Linked DNA regions of Homo sapiens: region 2 is linked to region 1. A link is an interaction called in ENCODE POLR2A ChIA-PET data of the cell type or tissue named here. Cell type or tissue: HepG2. All regions are shown on one strand.

The links. ChIA-PET counts read pairs that join two places held together with the same protein. Peaks named below come from ENCODE experiments on the same cell type or tissue, not always from the same donor. Only the 100,000 strongest peaks of a DNase experiment are listed, where the experiment ranks them.
Region 2: POLR2A ChIA-PET joins it to region 1 with 10 read pairs; 1 of 35 experiments calls an interaction of 5 or more read pairs at or near these places.

The regions. Positions count from the first base shown.
Region 1 is chr9:124,565,107-124,570,106 of GRCh38, reverse strand. The region is part of intron 2 of NR6A1 (nuclear receptor subfamily 6 group A member 1); the gene reads left to right. Among named protein-coding and RNA genes, the nearest start is that of NR5A1, 60 kb to the right of the region's middle. In HepG2, no CTCF peak of the experiment used is centred here; a DNase peak (open chromatin) is centred at 2,506.
Region 2 is chr9:123,467,407-123,472,406 of GRCh38, reverse strand. All of the region lies in intron 13 of DENND1A (DENN domain containing 1A), which reads left to right. Among named protein-coding and RNA genes, the nearest start is that of MIR7150, 16 kb to the left of the region's middle. RefSeq lists an enhancer at 1,843-2,137. In HepG2, no CTCF peak of the experiment used is centred here; DNase peaks (open chromatin) are centred at 1,956 and 4,686.

The sequences.
Region 1 (5,000 bases):
GGAGATAGGTAACATTTTATCTGTAGCTATCTGCTTAGGAACAAAAGGAAAGGCAGCTTCTTGCATGACTCAACTTTCAGCTTAATTTTTTTTTCCTTTGGCATAGTAAATTGGGCTCCCAGACTTTTATTTTCCTTTCACACTAGTGATCAGTAAGAATAACTCCCAAATAGTCCATCAGTCTTGTAAATTGCTCACTTGTTTTCATTCAGCTGATGTCAATTTTTAGAAATGTCCTCTGAGGAACTCCATGTGTGACCTTGGAAATGGAATTTTATAGTAGTATGTGCGGTGGAATGGACATGGTATGTAAATAGAGGAACAGTGCGATGATTTTTTTATTATTTGTGTTTAAATTCTGTGTTTGCAAATGAAATTTTGAGGGTACCTGTTCCCAATTTCAATTCTGCTGTACAGCCTGAGGCCTTCATTTCAGATAGTGGCAACCTCATGAAACTGATTGGAGTCAGTCCTTAGAATGTACAACTGATCAGAGAGTTGGAACTAGTAATCCAGTTGAAACAGATCCCTTTTGTTTTAAATACCCTTTAGCCAGGCAAGTTCCAGATTGCCTTAGTTGTCAATAAAATTTTGGTCAAGCGAGTGGCTGTATTCTCCATTTCCTAAATCTGGCCTTCATCACAGTCTGAAAAGCAGGTTTTGATAAAAATCGGTTTCCAAATGTAATTTGCGTAACCTGAGCCCTTGGAATGGGTAAAATGCCCTTCCTGGGGTGGAGGAGGTATTTTTGTAACAGCAAGGCTGAGTGAAGGTATGAGAGTATGAAGCCTTTTTGTAACAGGTTTTGTCCTGTGTTTAACCAAATTAAGGTAGAACCGATTGCTAGAAGGGGAGGGTGTGTTGTGCTCACTTACAAGATAGATTGCACGTAGTTCTCTGTTTCACAGATTTTGTTGTGACTCCTGTCATTTCTTTGTTTCCTTAAAGGGGGGGATGGGTGATGCAGCAGCAGCACTGAGGCTCATTTTTTTTTGAGATGGAGTCTTGCTCTGTCACCCAGGCTGGAGTGAGGTGGCGTGATCTTGGCTCACTGCAAGCTCCGCCTCCCGGGTTCATGCCATTCTCCTGCCTCAGCCTCCTGAGTAGCTGGGACTACAGGCGCCCGCCACCATGCCTGGCTAATTTTTTGTATTTTCAGTAGAGACGGTGTTTCACCGTGTTAGCCAGGATGGTCTCGATCTCCTGACCTCGTGACCCGCCCGCCTCGGCCTCCCAAAGTGCTGGGATTACAGGCGTGAGCCACTGTGCCCGGCCTGAGGCTCAGTCTTGATACCTGCCATACCAACCATCCTTCTCTTCCCCCACCTTCACAGGAGGTAGTTTATGTAATGGGAAGTCTATCTTTTGAAGAGTAATAAGGTTAAAACTCAGTTCCATCACTGATTTGCTGTGTCCTTGGGTGAATCACTTTGCTTTTCTAACCCTGGGCAAGTCACTTAATTTTTTTCTTAATAAAAATAAAATACAGAAAAAGATACACAAATGTTTAACTTGTCTTACTTTTCATGCAAGTTTTTATTTGGAAAGCATGGGTTGATTACATGATTACATTTCATTCTCCTCTTAAAAGACTGTTTCTATGTTTCTTTTGTTTTTTTTTTTTGAGACAGAGTCTTGCTGTGTCACCCAGGCTGGAGTGCAGTGGCACAATCTCGGTTCACTGCAACCTCCGCCTCCTGGGTTCAAGCAATTCTGCCTCAGCCTCCCAACTACCTGGGATTACAGGTGCCTGTCACACACCCGGCTCATTTTTTGTATTTTTAGTAGAGACGGGGTTTCACCATATTGGCCAGGCTGGTCTCGAACTCCTGACCTCAGGTGATCTGCCCGCCTCAGCCTCCCAAAGTGCTGGGATTACAGGCATGAGCCACCACGCCCAGCCTCTGTTTCTTTTTTTTTTTTTTTTTTTTTTTTTTGAGATGAAGTATTGCTCTGCCAGGCTAGAGTGCAGTGGCGCCATCTCAGCTCACTGCAACCTCCACCTTCCAAGTTCAAGGGATTCTCCTGCCTCAGCCTCCAGAGTAGCTGGGACTACAGGCACACACCACCATGCCTGGCTAATTTTTGTATTTTTAGTAGAGATGGGGTTTCACCATGTTAGCCAGGATGGTCTCAATCTCTTGACCTCGTGATCCACCCGCCCTGGCCTCCCAAAGTTCTGGGATTACAGGCATGAGCCACCGTGCCCAGCCTGTTTCTCTTTTTTAAATGCGTATGACTCTGTACTAGTTAAAAAAAAAAAAAAAAAAAAAAAGCAAATTTTTAAAAAGCATCTGCTTGAATCTTTGCTGCCTCCTACAAAATGTATTTTCTCTATCACTCCCAATGGATCATGATGTATAGCTAATTATTTTATTTCTTTACCACTCACTTTTAAGTCAGTATGGTTTTTGTCCTAACTAGTTCACCAAAGTGGTTCTCAATAGTGACCTTTGAGCCTTTTTTATTCTGCACACTTTTTTGTTTGTTTGTTTTTCCTTTTTGTGGAGAACAGGGTCTCATTGTCTTGCCCAGGCTGGTCTCCGACTCCCGGGCTCAAGCTATCCTCCTGCTCCTGCCTCCCCTAAGTACTGGGATTGCAGATGTGAGCTACCGCACCTGGCCCTCATATGTTTTGATGTTGCATTTGACAATGCAGTCTTCGTTGTGGAATCCTTTTGTCCCTTATCTTTCTGATAATCATGGATTTATATTCTACCCTTTTCTTCTTTGACCATGTCATCTCACTTTACTTCCCTAAGGTCTCAGCTTCCCCTCTCTGTTTTATCCTGCTGCTGCTTCTCCACATTCTCTGACCCCCTAACCCCCACCCCTTGGAGTTCTGATCTGTTCCCATAGCTTCAACTCTTCTGTGTGTTGAGGACTCCCAGATTCTTCATTTTAGCCCTGACCATTGTCCCCTAAGTAGTTGCCTTTAGAATATTCCCACTTGACTCGCCCGTTGTCCTCTCTTTATTTTTATTTATTTTTTTTTTTTTGAGACGGAGTCTCGCTCTGTCGCCCAGGCTGGAGTGCAGTGGCGGGATCTCGGCTCACTGCAAGCTCCGCCTCCCGGGTTCACGCCATTCTCCTGCCTCAGCCTCCCAAGTAGCTGGGACTACAGGCGCCCGCCACTACGCCCGGCTAATTTTTTGTATTTTTAGTAGAGACGGGGTTTCACCGTTTTAGCCGGGATGGTCTCTATCTCCTGACCTCGTGATCCGCCCGCCTTGGCCTCCCAAAGTGCTGGGATTACAGGCGTGAGCCACCGCGCCCGGCCTGTCCTCTCTTTAAACTAAAGCCATTACTTTTGCCCCGCACTCAGCTTTTGTTTTCCAATTTTCTGTTAGTGTTGCCTCATTTCTCACAGCCACGTGGTTTAGAACCTTGAGTTCCTCTCTGCCACTTTCCTATCCCCTCCTCTCTTCATCTCTCCTCTGTGGTCCAGTCGGTCAGCAAGCCCTTTCTAGGCTCCTGTTCAAACATTTCAGTAGCTTTCTCTCAGCAGGATAATATCGATTGCAGTCTATTCCAAATCAGTTTTCAAGATGTATCTCCCACCATTCCTCCGTAAGATGTCTCTATGCAACATCAATATTCTATGCAATTCTCTCAAACACACCTTGCGTTTGTTTTCCTTCCTTTTGCCGTTGCTGATATCATTTCCCTTTCTTGGAGTGCTCTGCTGTGTTTTATTTTCAGCTTTTTAATTATGAAATATTAATACTTAAAGATAAATAGATAAAATACAAATGTACAGCTTAATGACTTACTGTAAAGCAACCGCCCACGTCAAGATACAGAACACTGCCAGGATCCAGAAGCTTCTCCCTACCACCGTACTCTTAACACTGTATGTCTCTTTCCCTTCTTTGCCTGTTTTAAGCTTAATACAAATGGAATCCTATAGTATTTATTCTTTGCTTTCGCACTTCTTTCGCCCATTGTTTGTACAAGTCATCTGTGTTGTTGCAGTAGTTCAGATATGTTTACTGTTGTATAGTATTTCATTGTTGAACGCATACCATCTGTAGTAATGTCAATGAACATTTGGGTTATTTTAAATTCAGGGCTTTTATAAAGCATGCCGTTGTGAACATCCTTGAACTTGCCTCCTGATAGGCATGTATATGCATTTTGTATTGGGTATATACCTGGGAATGAATCATAGGATAGATGTCTCTTCCACTTTAATAGTGACATGCCGTTTTCCATAGTGATTGTGTAAACAAACAGTCCTACCAACAATATATGAAATTTAGTTTTTCTACATTGCCATCATAACTTGAAGTCTTTTTAAATTTCAGCCATTTTGATGGCTATGTAATATCTCATTGTGGTTTTAATTTGCATGTCCTTGATCACTAGTAAGTTTGAACATCTTTTCATAAGTTTATTGATTATGTGGCTTAACCTCCTTTGTGGCACACCTATTCAAGTCTCACACATTTTTCTACTGGGTTGCCTTTTTCTTATTCTTATATAGGAGTTTTATGTATTTTGGAATATGAGCTCTTTGTAGGTAGTGTATTGCATGTGTCTTCTCCCATGCTGTGGCTTGCCTTTTCACTCTATTAAATTTTGTTACTTTAATGCCATTTTATCAATGTTTTCTTCTATGGTTAGTGCTGCTTCTGACTTTTTTTTTAATTGTTTTTGTTTGTTTGTTTGTTTGTTTTTGAGACGGAGTCTCGTTCTGTTGCCCAGGCTGGAGTGCAGTGGCACGATCTCGGCTCACTGCAACCCCTGCCTCCTGAGTTCAAGCGATTCTCATGCCTCAGCCTCCTGGGTATCTGGGACTACAAGCGCGTGCCACCATGCCCAGCTAATTTTTGTATTGTTAGTAGAGATGGGGTTTCACCGTGTTAGCCAGGATGGTCTTGATCTTCTGACCTCATGATCCGCCCGCCAGAGCCTCCCAAAGTGCTGGGATTACAGGTGTGAGCCTCCACACCTGGCCTTCTGACTTCTTTTTTAAAATCTCTTTATAACTCAAGGTC
Region 2 (5,000 bases), 1.1 Mb after region 1:
ATGACGTGCCCGCCAGCCCCAGTGACACAGCTCCTCGCTGTGAACCGCCGGCTGGCTGCCCCACCAGGCCCTCCACCTGCTTCCCAGTTAGGGAGCACTTGCTTCTTCCTGGTCCTTGGTTTTTATGCCTCCCCCTCCCCCAGTGGCCTTTCTTGGACCCCACCCCACCTGGACAGAGTCACCTCAGTCACCCATATTTGTGGAATGACAGGTACAGAAGGCCCCATCCAAGACATGATGCCCAGCTCACAAAGGGCATCTCAAAAGAGCCACAAAGGACGTTGATCTCCCCTGAGCACCTGCTGTGTGCTCCAAAGTACGGGCAGCTTGACACACACCATATCACCTTAAACCTCACAATAGGAAGTAGGTAGTTTCCCCAATTTATAGCTGAGGCAACTGAGCTCAGGGAAATTCACTTGCTTCCCCATTTCTTCAGAGCCCCTGGGCGGTACAGAATCCCCATCCAGAGATTCTGGATTCCTCGGTCTGGGACTGCAGCTGCAGAACATGGAAAAGGACATTTTTGTGTAGAAAATCGTCTGACATATCTTGGATTTCCTAGAAGCCCAGGGGAAAACTGTGTTTGGGTAACTGAGCGTGCTCAGAGCTCGGGGGTGTCGTGGGAGGAGCCTGGACTTTGGGGTCAGAGAACTGACTTCAAGTGCGACTATGGTTCTTCAGCTCTGTGGCCTTGGTCAAGTCACAGCTCCTTCCTCTCTAAGATGAGGCTCAAGAGCCTGTCTTTGTAGGGTTCTTACGAGAAGTCAACGTGCAGCCACAGAGAGTTGCCATGTCCTGCGGCGTCCCAGCCCTAGCAGGCAGCTTCGTGGAGGTTCCTTTTCTTCTTGCTGTACGTTGCGGTCTCGCCTCCACTGCCCTGTCACATGTCCTGCACAGGTAGCGCGTGTCACATGCACTGAAATGGGGCTGCTTGAGTACAATCACTTGCCATCTGCTTTGGGCAGGAAACCATCCTAATTTGGGGTGGAAAACAGATCCTTTCTTAGCCCCTCCGCTAAGAGTCAAGCCCCCCACTAGGCACTTTCCATGCCTCGATTGTCAATCCCCACACAGCCCTGTGAAGTAGGAAGTAGCTCCCCCATTCGGCAGATGAGAAGGTGGTCTCTGAGGGGTTAGGGACTTGCCCCACGTTCCAGACATGTTAAGTGGCAGAGCCTGCATTCCCACGCAGTGTCTTTCACTGTTCCCGACTCTCCCATCATGCACTGTGCATCGTGACACATTTCTCTATGAGAGGTTGTGGCAGACCTCGTAAAGAAAAGCCTTTTCTATATCTAGAAACAACACATTCACATTAGAAAGCACCTTGGAGACTTTCCAAGCTTCCCATTTTACGGAGGAAGAAACCGAGGCCTAGGCAAGGAAAAGGAATCCAGACCAAGTCAGGCATTTGACTCCCCTGGCGCTCTTTCCAGTTCCTGATGCTGCCACGTGCTCACGACTAGAAACTTCCTACCGAAGTCTCCTGTGTACCAGGCCCGTTTCAACACCAGAGACTCAGCCCTGCATGAGTGACGTTCGGAGGAGGAGTGATAATAAATAAGGGAGTCATGGGGCTAATAAATAATTCTGACAATTAATCATGTGGACAGTGCCACAGAGCACCCCCCAGAGGACTGTGTCACCAAGCGATGGGTGGGCAGCACACCTTCAGGGGGGCCTGTCTCCTCAGTTAGGGGGTTAGGGCTTTTCATTTGTGGAGACGAATTTGTGCCTCTTCTGTTTTATCACCATGTCCTTTTTTACCTTGAGATCCATGAGTCTCATATTCCCATTGCTGCAGCTACATGGGTTCTGCGGCTGATTGCGTTTCAGATAGATTCTGTTGCTCTAGGGGCCTATCAGGTCCCTGACACGTGTCCTCTCTCCAGTGCACTTCCTCAAACCGTGTTCTCCTCACTAGGGAAACAGAAATCTCTAATCAGCTTGGCGCTTCCTTTCTTGGGACTTTGGATGCAAGTGTCATTGTGTTGAAACCGGGAATCTGGCCCCTGGTGAGAGTGAGGCAACCCCTGGCGCTGGCCACGTGGTTGAGCCAGCAGGTGTTTGAGGTTGAGATTTCAGTGGGCCCCCATTTGGTTTCTGTGCTAGGGAGAGAGCTGTAGCTCTGCGGCAGCACAGGGGTCGTCACCGTCTCACTCATGTCAGCTCTCACCTTGCGCCACCGCTGCACTGTGGACTCACCCTATGTAATGGGGTTGAATGCCTAGAGCATGACATAGCTATTACCTCTATTGTATCTGTAAGAAACAGAGGCTCCAAGAGCCGAGATGGCTACAGCAGGCATAGAGTGCAGCCAAAACCCACTTCATTTCTCCAAAGCCCTTTCTGTTCAACATCACCTTAGAATCCCTGTCTGAATTGCTACTAGGGCAGCCCTGAGTGGCCATTGATATGTCAAATACAATCTTGTGATTACCTCTCTTAATCAAACATAAATAATATTGTGCTGCATGAGCCCCAGGGCCAGACAGACTTCGTTTCAAACTCTGGCCCTGTCATTGCCCAGTTCTTCACCCTCAGGCAAGTGACGTCCCCTTTCAGAGCCTTGATTTCCTTATCTGTAAAATGGAGATCATCATCCTACCTACCTCACGCGATGCTGTGAGGAGTAAGTGAGCTAATGCATGTAAAACCACCCAGTGCTGGTTTAGGGCTCAGCAAGCGGTAGCTGTTTTTAATCACTGCACCTGCTTTCCTCTTAGAGCCGATTCCCATCTGCATTTCTTATGGGAAGAAAATCTTACGCTAGTATGCATGAATACCACCTTCATTGTGTCTCCTTAGCTTCCACAGGCCTCCCAGCTCATCTGCCGTTCCTGCACTAATCAGAATTTCCTGACTTCTCCCTGTTTGTCTCGGTTAATGCAGAAGGAAGGGGCTGCTGGCACAGAGGAGCCGAGGCGTGGGCCGACACGCCTGTGATTTGAATGTCTTTACTGTAATCTAGCAAGCGCGTGTGGGGGCTTCTGTCAATACCAGAGCGGCCGGCCAGAATGGGCAAATACTGGCAGCCCGGCCATGCCTGCCCCTGCAAATCATCAGAGTAGCTCTGGGCTGACACCCACATTTCCCCTAACTTAAATCATCTGAACAGTGAGCTGGCTTCACGATGAGACATTGATTCTTTGTTTAGGGCTTGTTATAGTGACAGGGGCCCAGACTGGGAGTCTATTTCTGACATGCCTCGGCCACCGTGCAAATGGTTCAGAAAGCTGCCTTGGTCCTGTCACCCCAAAATGTGGCATGTCCCCACCCAGCCCAGCCAGAGTCATCTGACTATAGCCATGCAGTGACCCACCTTCCCAAGTCCACCTGATGGTCCTGGGATCCCTGGTAACCCAGGCCCTCTGAGGGCAGGGAAGGAGTGTGTGTGGGCTCAGGGGTCATTAGACCATGAGCCCTGGGACCTTAGGCAATGTGCTTCACCTGTATGGGCATCCCTTCCTTATCCATGAAGTGGAAATCATTTCAGAAGATCTCCCTTCTGGCGAGGATTTGGTGAGTGAAGGATGCAGGTCATCTGGTCCCAAACAGGAGCTCAGCAGACCTTGGCTGCCTTCTCCTCACACTCACGCCAGTGTCTGGCTAACCTGAAGTCATTGTCATCTAAGCCTGCTGTCCCCACTCTCTCAGCTTTCTGGTAAACAAGGTCTTGGCATTCTTTAGGCCAGACACCACACTAGCTTTTTCCATGTTGGCCGGGACCTCACCCTGGCTCCTTGGCAGCTGCCACAGCTGACCCTGTAAGAAGAAGCCGTCAGACCAGCACAGCGTTCTCCTCCCAGCTCTGGGAGGGATGCTGAGGCCCCAGCAGGGAATTTGGAGGCATTTAAACAAAATGCAACTGAGATGGGACTGCTGGTGAGAAATAGGGCCAAATTCCCCAGCTTGCTTTATTCTTAAGTTTTTAAAAAGGACTGTCAAGTGGGTCCAGGCTCTGTGCTGGTCACTTTCACCTGTACCAGGGGTTGTCCGCCTTAGCTGCACTGGAGTCAGTTGGGGAATTTCAAAATCTGTGACTCTGGCATTGGGGATTAAAATAACCCAGGTAATTCTGGTGAATAGCCAAGGATGAGATCTGTGAACCTCCACCATCTCATTCATCCCTGCTTAATCCCCCAGCAGTCCCCGGAGGCAGGTAGCTCTACCCACATTACATGTGACAAGAATGAGGATCTAAGAGGTGTAGTCACTTCCCCAGGGTGGCACCAAGAGCAGCAAGGAGCAGAGCTGAGAGTGGAACCCCCCAATCTGCCACTTCTCAGAGTGACCATGAATCAGAGCCTGCCTTCTAGGAACTTGCAGTGTGCTGGGGACAGTCCACCTGGGTACAGGTGGTGGTTGGTGGAGACATTTAGTGGGAAATGAGGTCCTCTTCATCTGAATGATTCAAGTAAGGTTTCCCCAAGGAAGTACCATGAAGAAGGCAGCCAGGAGTGAGAGTGCACAAAATGCTCAGGGTGTGGTGGACAGCCCAGAACCTCTGCAGGAGGAGATGTGTGTGTGAGTGAGGTGGACAGGGTGTCATAAGCAAGAAAGGCAGCTGGAGAAGGTCACTTAGAGCCTTGAGTGTCATGCTCAGGAACCAGGCTGGCCCCACCTGCATGGACCTGTGCAGTCACACAGGGCCCCAGGCTTGGCTTAATGCTCTGCTGTCACCGTCCTGAAATTCCTAACATTTTTACCTTTGAACTGGTGTGGGGATGTTTTGTTTGTTTTGTTTCAAGACGGAGTTTCTCTCTTGTTGCCCACGCTGGAGTGCAGTGGCGCGATCTCGGCTCACTGCAACCTCTGCCTTCTGATTTCAAGCGATTCTCCTGCCTCAGCCTCCTGAGTAGCTGGGATTACAGGCGCCCGCCAATATGCCTGGCTAATTTTTTGTATTTTTAGTAGAGATGGGGCTTCACCATGTTGGCCAGGATGGTCTCCATCTCTTGACCTCGTGAGCCACCCACCTCAGCCTCCCAAAGTGC